Linked DNA regions of Mus musculus: region 1 is linked to region 2. The links are chromatin contacts, found by Hi-C in ENCODE. All regions are on one chromosome and are shown on one strand. Each heading gives the region's core, a stretch centred on a gene start or an enhancer-like site at or near the end of the contact. The rest is flanking DNA. Distances are from core to core; before and after follow the strand shown. Region 1 holds the start of AI504432 (expressed sequence AI504432). Region 2 holds the start of Cd53 (CD53 antigen).

The links. A loop is a pair of places that touch in the nucleus more often than their neighbours do.
Region 1: a loop to region 2 is called in a map of T-helper 17 cell, with 3 times the contacts of the local background. The contact joins the promoter of AI504432 here to the promoter of Cd53 in region 2. A Hi-C loop is called at or near these places in 4 of 37 maps with a recorded cell type or tissue (T-helper 1 cell, T-helper 17 cell and T-helper 2 cell).

Annotation. Positions count from the first base shown.
Region 1 is chr3:107,035,270-107,040,816 of GRCm38, reverse strand. It overlaps AI504432 (expressed sequence AI504432), which reads right to left and starts at 1,313. Exons shown (of 2, transcript NR_033498.1): 1 at 1,247-1,313. It overlaps Gm38712 (a long non-coding RNA gene), which reads left to right. Exons shown (of 4, transcript XR_003954542.1): 4 at 1-1,251. Kcna3 (potassium voltage-gated channel, shaker-related subfamily, member 3) reads right to left here and starts at 4,655. Exons shown (of 1, transcript NM_008418.2): 1 at 2,688-4,655. The coding sequence starts at 4,394. The coding sequence ends at 2,808.
Region 2 is chr3:106,786,804-106,792,315 of GRCm38, reverse strand. It overlaps Cd53 (CD53 antigen), which reads left to right and starts at 2,167. Exons shown (of 8, transcript NM_007651.3): 1 at 2,167-2,349.

The sequences.
Region 1 (5,547 bases), core at 64-2,563, 250 kb before region 2:
AAGTTATGTAATGTTCTCAAGGTCATTCAGCAGATACCAGAGCCAAATCTTGCTGTATGACAGCAGAACAGCCTCTTTCAGCCACTTCAGTAAAAGCCTGCAAATACTAATGTAAGATGGCAGCATTCACCTGACACAAGGTACCGCTTTCTGTACCTAAAACATCCACCACGCCTAAATCAAAACACAGAACCTATAACCTTTAAGGAGTTTCCAATATGGCGACTGGAAACAGTTACATCACCTGAAAGCTCTGACTCAGAACCTGGGCTATTTCTCTGGTTAAGAAAACAAAAGGTCTCCTTCAAACTCCTCTTATTTAAGAAGCATAAAAAAATGGTCTAACTTTACTTATTTATTGAATTAATCAAGGTGTCTACATTTCAAAGTGGGAATAAAATTGTTACCTTTATGTTAAGGTCTTTTACGAGATTGCTATGTGTTTAACATCAAAATGGGCCATGAAAGAAACGTCTTTCTACCAAGAATATCAACTGTTACATCAAAATGTAGATTAATGTTCAAAGGTCATACAAGCAAAGGAAAGTAGGTAAAAATCCTATTTCGACACAAAGAACAAACAGAAGCCAGGTAAACATAAATTAATGCCTCTATTTTTTGTGTATTCCCTTTATCTTTCTTGTTATAGTTTCCATTAATACTTCCCACTATATATTAGGTAGGGTTATGAAAGTTTACCTGAAATGATTTTATGTCATGTACTCTAGAGGGACAGACTACTTATGTGTCATTAAATCCCAAAAGCAGTTGTGTACAATTCACATAACACACATAAGGCAAAAAGACTGTTGAAATAAAATGCTAATCATATTTCAATTTTAAGCATTTGTTTCAAGAATGATACCACAGATAATAAGTAATTATGTAAATTAAACTGGGCTACTAACCTAGCAGTTGTAGCATTTGCCTTTTATTCAGTTTAAAGGGGGAAACAAATTGTTCAGAAGCCAAGAGGGTTGGTTAAAGCAATGGAGTACTTTTCAGTTCAGCTTGGGAGAAAGCTGCTCAGAGGGGAATTTTCTGCATCCCTTTGCCATAAACATGGAAACCAAAAGATAACCAGAAACATGGGGAAAATGGGAAGAATTTCTTAATCTTTCTAAAGGCAACTGGCATGTAATATAAAACTGTCTGCTTTGCAAATATAAACCTAGTTATGAACAGAAATGTCCCTGGTTCCCTGCACAATAGACTACTTGTAGGGATCACATAGGACAGGGCTCACCTGATTCTGTCTGTCTGCTGGCAGCTCTCAGCATGTGGCTGTAACTTGCAGGTGTTCTTTCAAGTCTGATCATTTCCTGAACCTCCTTTTTGTAATCCACTCATTAAATTGTGCATCCTCCATATGTTTGAGGTTGATTCTGCTTTTCCAGTGCTGTGATGGTGACAGTCCTGTTGTGGGATCTGGATGTTTTTCTTTTTCTTTTTTTTCTTTTAAATTGAGGAACTCTGAAGGTATCTTGTAGTAATACTTTGGGTACACTGACTCTCACTGGCTTATGTACAGACCATGTTTATATTGTTGTTCTCATTTTATCTGTTGGCTTGCCATTTCTTAATGAAAACTGTACAGAACCATCTTTAAAAATTGCTACCAAACAACTGACATTTAATTCAGATCATGCCTTACGTGTAACGTTCCAAAGATGATAATTTCCTTTTTGATCCAGTCATTATGGGATAACAGCAATGATTTATATAAAATGTAAAAAAGCATTTTGTGATTCATTTAACCTCTATATAGTCTTACACTTAATTTGTGTGGTTTATTCAAATAGTGTTTTTTTCTTATGAAATCATGTAAGTAGGAACCATCTGGAAAGGTTACTGTAGAAACGGCAGGGCCTGGGGTGGGGGTGGGGCTAGAGAGCAAAAGATGCCATGACAACCTTTTTCGGGTTTCCCAGGAAACACGGGTTGCTATGGGAACTGCATCAGTCAGGTCCGAATTAGTAACTTCCGCTGGAAGGGGTGTCTGACACTTTAATCTTCCTGTGATACTGCAGAAGCTTATCTCTCGGATGCATCAGGAATTTCTGTTGTTTCTCCCGGCAGCACTGAAAATGAGTTTCTAGACTTTCGTAGATATTGGCTGGGGCATGAACTCACAACTTCATTGGAATCTGTGTCTAATGTTTTCAAAATGCTTTGCAAACTTTGAAGAGTTAATAGCCAGATCAGGACATTCGGGGCATTTCCCTTTTGGTTCAAAATTATTGTGAACCTTAAGTCCTTAGGGGAGAGATTCAAACTGAAAGATCAGTCAAAAACAAAATAAATTTATAGTGGGCTTACGCGTCAACGCTCTAGTTAGACTTTCCACCCACATATCCAGAGGTTAGGTAGTTACAATAACTAGTCCGGAAATAATATTGAAAAGTCCACCAGTCAGGAGCTTCATTTAGGTTCCGCCTCCTTTACTTAGTAAAGAAACAACTATCTTTTGATTTTGAGGTTAAACAGTTACTCTGACTCTATAGTTTCACTTCCTCTCAGGATGTGGCTGTAGGGCTCACACAAAAAAACCACGCTTAATGTAAGTTTGTTGGTCACAAAATTAAGAGACAGGGAGAGAGAGAAAAAAAGAGCTGAGAGAATGCAGCCCACTTGCAAAAACAGGCACCTGTTTCAGTATGAAGCAATAGGGAGAATGAAGTGTGCTTCCTCACTTCTTGTACTTTCCTTGATGAGTGGTCTGGAAATGTATAAATCAAGGGCATACACAGACCAAGGGGGCATGTTCCACACAATACTGGGCACAGAATTGGCAACCGTATCATATATTAGACATCAGTGAATATCTTCTTGATGTTGACACAGGAGTTGGGGTTATTGTTCGTGGTGCAAGTGGCTGTGGAGTTGCCCGTTTTGAAGGGGGTCTGCGGGAAGGCGCTGTGGTTCATACCCCCCTCTTCGATCACCATATACTCCGACTTACTCAGAGTGGAGTTACTCCGGGCTTTTCGGAGCTCCTCGGCTGAAGAGGAGAGGTGCTGGCAACTGCCCACGTGCATGTACTGGGCTTGCTCTTCCCCTTCTGTCTCCCGGTGGTAGAAGTAGTTGAAGTTGGAAACAATCACAGGAACTGGCAATGCAATGGTCAAGACACCTGCGATGGCACAAAGAGAGCCCACAATCTTGCCTCCTATGGTCACTGGGTGCATATCACCATAACCAACAGTTGTCATGGTTACTACTGCCCACCAGAAGGCATCCGGGATACTGTTAAAACCCGAAGAAGGGTCGTCTGCCTCAGCAAAGTAGACTGCACTGGAGAAAAGGATGACCCCAATGAAGAGGAAGAATATGAGCAGCCCCAGCTCCCGCATGGAAGCCTTCAGCGTCTGTCCTAGGATCTGCAGCCCCTTAGAATGGCGGGAGAGCTTGAAGATGCGGAAAACCCTTACTAGGCGGATGACTCTCAGGATGGCCAGCGACATGGCCTGCTGCCCATTACCTTGTCGTTCAGCCAGCTCAGTGCCCAGAGTGATAAAATAAGGAATGATGGCCACAATGTCTATCAAGTTCATGATATTTCTGGAGAAGGTGGCTTTACTGGGGCAAGCAAAGAACCGCACCAGAAGCTCAAAGGAGAACCAGATGATGCACAAGGTCTCCACCACGAAGAAGGGGTCCGAGAAGCTGGAGGCTCCAGAAGGGGCCCCCGACGTGCTGTTGTTGGCAGCCTCAAACACGTCCTGCGACGGGGAGGCGGGATAGTCTTTCTCATCGCGAAACTCGGGAAGCGTCTCCAAGCAGAAGATGACAATGGAGATGAGAATGACCAGCACTGACACAATGGCAATGCCCCGGGCCGGCCCGGAGCTCTCCGGATATTCGAAGAGCAGCCACACCTGGCGCTGGAAGTCACGGCGGGGCAGGGGTCGCTCCTCCTCCCGCAGGAAGCCCTCATCCTCACGGAACTTTTCCATGGCCTCCTCACCCAGCTGGTAAAAGCGGATCTCCTCGGAGAAGATGTCGATGGGCACGTTGACCGGCCGGCGAATGCGGCCCCCGGACTGGTAGTAGTAGAGGATGGCGTCGAAGCTGGGTCGGTTGCGGTCGAAGAAGTACTCATTGCGGAGTGGGTCAAAGTACCGCATGCGCCGCTTGGGGTCGCCCAGCAGTGTCTCGGGGAACTGGCAGAGGGTCTTGAGCTGCGTCTCGAAGCGCAGCCCAGAGATGTTGATGACCACACGCTCGCCGCAGCAATCTTGCTCGCCCGCGGCGGGCAGCGCGGGTGGCAGTGGCTCGTAGCGGTCGCAGCCGCCACCGCCGCCGCCACTGCCACAGCCTCCCTGAGGCGGGTCCCCGCCACCGCCTCCCGCCGCCTCTGGCTCCAGCAGGTGGTCCCCGGGCACCACGGTCATGTCTGGCGGCAGCTCGGCGTGGCCGGGGCTCTGCAGGATGCGCGCGCCGCCTCCTGCGGGGTCCGGTGCAGGGTGGGCGCGGTGATGGGTGGAGGGCTGCGGCGGTCGAGCGCGGGAGGCGGCGGTGCTTTCCTTCCCTGCTGGCGGCTGCCGGCCCGAGTCGCTCCTCCTGGAGCTCCCCGCCCCACCGCCGCCTCTGCCCTACGAGCCCGGCCCCGCCGCCTGTTGCTGCGGCTGCCGCGAGGCTCTGTCTGGGCTGGCGCGGCCCGCGGGGCTGCACGGTCCAGACGCCTCCTCCTCCCTCCTCCGCACCCCTCCCCGCGGGGCGCGCGCCCGCCTCTCTGCCACCGCCCCCGGGTTTCCCGCCCACCGCGCGCGCGCGCTCCGCTTCCCGCTTGCCACCCTTGTTCCTCGACCTTCTTTGTCACTGGATCGCCGCCAACTTGCACCCCACTCCCCAGACTCCGCGGAACCCCTACCCAGCCACGCTGGCCTTGGAGGAACCCGGCCGCCTGACCTCGTTCCTGGGCTCTGCTTGCTCGCTCCTGGTCAGCGCGCGTTCCCTTCCCGCGCGTGGTCGAGACCTAATCTCAGGGCTGTTATACCCACGCAAGGACCACACCTCATCCCTCGAAGGGAGGCCTCCTGGCCCTTGACACTTTGCCAAGAAGGGCAAGTTCCACTAGAGTAGGTAACAAAAAGTCCCAAGCAAAGGAGGCATCCAGGCATCCAGACCCTGAATGTCTTGGGAGGAGGGGCTGCAGGCTAGGTTGTCTGGGCTAGTGCAGGATAGGATAGTCTGGGGCCAGCATCCGGATTTAGAGGGGTAGAATAATGCTAAAACCTGGGTGTTGGTGCAGTAAACGATATTTTTGGACAGGAAGCAATGGGTTAATGGGTAACATGGGGTCTCAAGTCTTCCCAGCAGTCTAAAAAGAGGGTCCTTAAAGGCATCTGGAGACCTCATTTTTATAATGGTTAGCTCAGTGCGGGCAGAATCAGGGGCAAGTTTCTGGTTGGGATTAGTGAGGGCAGTGGAAAAAAATAAGAGGGAATGGTAAAGAAAATTCACCACACCTTACTGTGTGACGAACAGGCCCAATACCTAGCGTTTAATTAACACAATGATACCTGCCCTTGCAGTAGGGAACTC
Region 2 (5,512 bases), core at 918-3,417:
CACTCCCACTTCTTGGCCCTGGCATTTCCCTGTACTGGGGCATATAAAGTTTGCTAGATCAAGGGGCCTCTCTTCCCAATGATGGCCAACTAGGCCATCTTCTGCTACATATGCAGCTAGAGACAGGAGCCCTGGGGGTACTGGTTAGTTCATATTGTTGTTCCACCTATAGGGTTCCAGACTCCTTCAGCTTTTGGGTACTTTTTCTAGCTCCTACGTTGGGGGCCCTGTGTTCCATCCTATAGATGACTGTGAGCATCCATTTCTGTATTTGCCAGGCACTGGCAAAGCCTCACAGGAGACAGCTATATCAGGGTCCTTTCAGCAAAATTTTGCAGAAGTGTCTGCGTTTGGTGGCTGATTCTGGGATGGGCCCCAAGTGGGGCAGTCTCTGGATGATCCATCCTTTCGTCTTAGCTCCAAACTTTGTCTCTGCAACTCTTTCCATGGATATTTTATTCCTTATTCTAGGGAGGAATGAATTATCCATGCGTTGGTCTTCCTTCTTGATTTTCTTGTGTTTTGGAAGTTGTGAAATTTATAGAGGAGAAAGTGCAGAAAACCCTCGAAGATATGGGCACGGGGGAAAAATTCCTAAACAGAACAGCAATGGCTTGTGCTGTAAGATCAAGAATCGACAAATGGGACCTCATAAAATTGCAAAGCTTCTATAGGGCAAAAGATATTGTCAATAAGACAAAAAGGCCACCAACAGATTGGGAAAGAATTTTTACCAATCCTAAATCTGATATGGGACTAATATCCATTATATACAAAGAGCTCACTAAGCTGAACTCTAGAAATTCAAATAACCCCATTAAAAATGGGTTACAGAACTAAACAAAGAATTTTTGACTGAGGAATATGGAAGGGCTGAGAAGCACTTGAAAAAATATTCAACATTCTTAATCATCAGAGAAATGCAAATCAAAAGAACCCTGAGATTCCATCTCACACCAGTCAGAATGGCTAGGATCAAAAATTCATGTGACAGCAGATGCTGGGGAGGATGTGGAGAAAGATGAACACTCCTCCATTGCTGGTGGGATTGCAAACTGGTACAACCACTCTGGAAATCAGTTTGGCGGTTCTTCAGAAAACTGGACATAGTACTACCAGTAGATCTAGCAATACCTCTCCTGGGCATATACCCAGAAGATGTTCTAACTGGTAAAAAGGACACATGGTCCACTATGTTCATAGCAGACCTATTTATAATAGCCAGAAGCTGAAAAGAACCCAGATGTCCCTAAACAGAGGAATGGATACAGAAAATATGGTACATTTACACAATGGAGCACTACTCAGCTTTTAAAAACAATGAATTTATGAAATTCTTGGGCAAATGGATGGATCTGGAGTATCACCCTGAGTGAGATAACCCAATCACAAAAGAAATCCTTTGATATGCACTCACTGATAAGTGGATATTAGCCCAGAAACCTAGAATACCCAAGATAGTTTTTTTTTAAACAAGATTTGTTTACTTATTATGTATATGTATATGTATATGTATATGTGTATGTGTATGTGTATGTGTATGTGTATGTGTATGTGTGTGTATATGTATAATGTATATGTATATGTATATGTATATGTATATACTGTAGCTGTCTTCAGGCACACCAGAAGAGGGCATTAGATCCCATTTATAGATGGTTGTGAGCCACCATGTGGCTGCTGGGAATTAAACTCAGGACTTCTGGAAGAGCAGTCAGTGCTCTTAACTGCTGAGCGATCTCTCCAGCTGCATTTTTGTTTTTCTAGTTCATGTTTTGATACACCTTTGTCCAAAAGTAGATATTCAATCCTACACAAGTTTATCTCTGTGTCCTCTACTATGCTATATTGATCTACAAGTATGGTTTCATTCCAGTACCATGCTGGCTTGGTCAGTATGGTTTAGTAGTATAGTTTGTGGTCAAACGGTGGGGACACATACACAGAAACAGACCCACGGGTATTTTGTAGTTGCTGCTTCAATTGAGAAGCACTGTTCTATGGCCAGGAAATATCACTCAAATTACTGTAAAGTTCACCAGAACTCAGATTGGTGTGTCAGACCTTCTTTAGCTTCCAGAAACCAGCTTAGAATAGGCTGGGAGTGGAAGCCTCTGCAAGTTCACTGAGGAACAGTTGACTATCTGAGCCTAAGAGAGAACACTCAGTCTCACTTCCTCACTCTTCTCGCTTGGGTTTCCTGTCGTCACAGCATGATTGTATTTTTTCTCTCTTCACTTCTCCTTTTACACAAATAGACATAGACTTCTGGGTTACAGGCTGTGCTGGCCACCTAAAAGATAATCAGTGAATTCTACCTGAAGTACTGAGGGACACTGCCTTCAAAAGGTAAGATTTATGACTTTTAACAGCTCTAAATCAGCTAATAAGGCACATAGCATTTTGAGAGTCTCCACACATCCCTTTAGTAACTTTAAAATGTGATGTGTTTACAAATATTTAGATCAGCACTTCCCTTAGGCAACTGGGCTAGAAATACTTTGATTTAATTGGTGTTTTATTTTCTGATATCTCTTTGGGCCTAAGTATTCATAAGCTTACATTATTATGCCACTTGAATTGCTTACTGTATATGGTGGTTTCTAATGCTTGAAGTTTTTGAGGTGAGATGAGATGAAATTGGGGAGATCTTCTATGTTGTTTTTTCTTCAAAAACTTGAAGTTTCATTTTAGAGCAGGGAGGAAAATCATAACCAGAGTGATTTAGAACAGTAGCCAGAAGACATGTTGTCTTTGTTTGAAAACATTTTAAAGGAAAGTTAGTGCTGAGAATGTCATGTTTTGATATAAGATAGATACAAAAAACCTGCAACATAGGTGTTCTGCAATGTACTTCATGTATTTTATTCCTATGGCTTAGTTTGGGGGAAGGTAAACATTGTGATCTGAAGGGCTTCTTTCTTCACTTTAAATGGTCTGTGATACACAAAGCTTGAACATTGACAAATTTCACATAAAATGTGCAGCAGAGAGGAAACCCACATAACTTGATACAGTAATAGTTTCCAACTTGCAAGCCATTCTAGGGTGTAAGTATTCAGCAAAATGATAGTCAAGCTTTGGTCAATACAAAATGTCTGTATCAGGTCTTTCTTGGTCCAAGAGCTGTGAAGAGCTCATTTGATTATAATCTAAAAGGGAGAAAGTAAAGTATCCATGTCCACATTTTCTCACCTAAAATTCAAGGGAGATGATTGGGAGTTAGTTGCAGCTTGTCAGAGCCACCCTCAGAGGCTACTAAACCTTATGTTTATAAATAGTGACCTAAGTGAACTAAGTTAAAAACCATGGGTTAGGCACCCTTTGATGTCTGACAGTATACTGTTGATACAGAGGAGAAATGAAGAAGAATGGAGAATTTGCCCAGTAATAGTTTTTTCCATGAGGAGCTTTTCTTGGTAATCATATCTATTAGAAGATTGAGCCAGAGAAGAATTTTATCTGCTGTGTGAGCAATGTTTTGCTTTCTCAATCTCGATCCAAATCTTCACTGCTTTGAAACTGGTTGATTAAGAGCAGATGCCAAACTGAAATGTGGTTTCCTGTGTGGGCCAGTTAAGGTTATTTTGCTTTTAGATATGATGTTTGCTTATCTTTATGCTCACAGGAAGTGATTCACAGCCTAGGCCAACACAACTACCTCACTACCACTCAAAGGATTTCAAGTTTTTTGTTAGCAAGAGGCAAATATATAAAGGAAAACCTCTGTTGTTTTGATATCTTCTATGTCCTCTGACTGCCTAGAAGCCTCAGACTAGTGCTTAGCTTCCTCATTCCCCACTACCCTGCAATGTCCCAACAGCCAGGCACTGTGCTCAGGTTCTAGAAACACAAAGTTAACGGATGTGGTTGTCAATCACAAAGAGATTACCATGGAGGGCAGATATTAGGACACACATAACACAAAATAATATGCTCTTTTCTATAAAGTAGGGAGAGTGCACACAATATACAGGAGTTCAGGAGTTTTCCAAAGACTCCCTCAGAGAGAAGACTACTATGAATGTATTATAGAGACTGGAACCATTAACATTTCCAGTTACAAGGCACTACATATGTACTCAAAGAAGTATTACTCCCCCACTTCCTGCCACAGGCATGGTAGAAATGAAATTAAGCAAGAGAGACTAATCACATGGTCACAGGAAGCACCAAGCCCTTTTTCCTACTAGGCAACTGAAAGTATATGGCAAGTTTACTCAACAGACAAGTGCTGGGTGTATCAAAGGGCAGAGTCTGAGACTTAAATACAATAATTTTGGTTGAATGTGGCTTTGAGTTAGGGCACAGATTCCTTCTAGCCTGGATATTTCACATGATCAGAAGGAAAGGTAAAGCTTTTTGTGAAGTTATAGCCGTTCCCCTCCTTCCAGTTTCTATCCAATGACTAGTATATTGGTTTGGTTATAGTGGTTTGGCTTTTGCTGATAATCAGCTCACAGCACTTTATACACCAACAAGCATCCACTGTTTGTAGGTTGCTCTGTAGACTAGGCATCTGCCCTTAGGACATTGCTCTTTATACTAGGAACTTGCCCTCAGGATGGTTTCAGGACTAGCTACCACTTTAGGTGTATGCATTGGGTCAAACTAGACACCTGTATAAAGCTGGCCTCCAGGGTTGCTGCTCTTGGACAAGAGGAAGGTTGGATACTTGGTTTAGGAAGAAAGGTTTTGATAAAGAGGAAAATATGTATTTCCAAAAGCAATAGGTAAGAACTTACAACATAATCCATTCATCTCTATGTTGGGGTAGAGATGCAAATCTTCTCTACTGATTGTCCATTCTCCGAAAGTAGAATAATACCATTTACTACAAAGTTCTTTATCATTTTAGGGTAGTAAAATGATATGATGTCTACTGGATGGACTGCATGAGAGTTTCAGATAACAGCTCCTAGTTTAAACAATAGCCTTATTATAAAGATCTTTACCCTATGTAAGCTACTAATGACATCTAGCTGAGCTTCCAAATGTGAGAAAATGAGTCCCCCCATCATTCAAGTTTATCTTTCTTCACCTTTTTTTCTTTTCCTTTTCTCTTCCTTATTTTTCTTTTCATGAGCTTTTTCTTATGAATTTCAAACAAAATTTTTAAAGCAGTATTTCCAAGAAACACAATGAGGAAAAAGGTGATTAAAGCCTTTCCGGCCCATGGTACATTTCACTCTTGAGAACCTCTCAGAAGCTCAGTGCCACTTTCAGAAATGGCTTGGTCTTACAGGTGGCATTCACTGAACCTCTGGCACTGAACCATTCAGGAAATTCTATCACATTTACTCCTTAGAACAATATGAGGGCAATATTATTAGCCCAGTTTAAAGTTGAGTAAAGTGAAAGTTTGACAGCTTAAGGAAGTTGTTCAATGCATTATGTTAAGGGGTGAAGCTGGAACTTATACTAAACCTGATTCTAAAGCTTTTGTTTATCAAATCATGATCTGTACTTGTTGAACTCAATGATCACTAATCTTCATTAGGTGACATTGCTC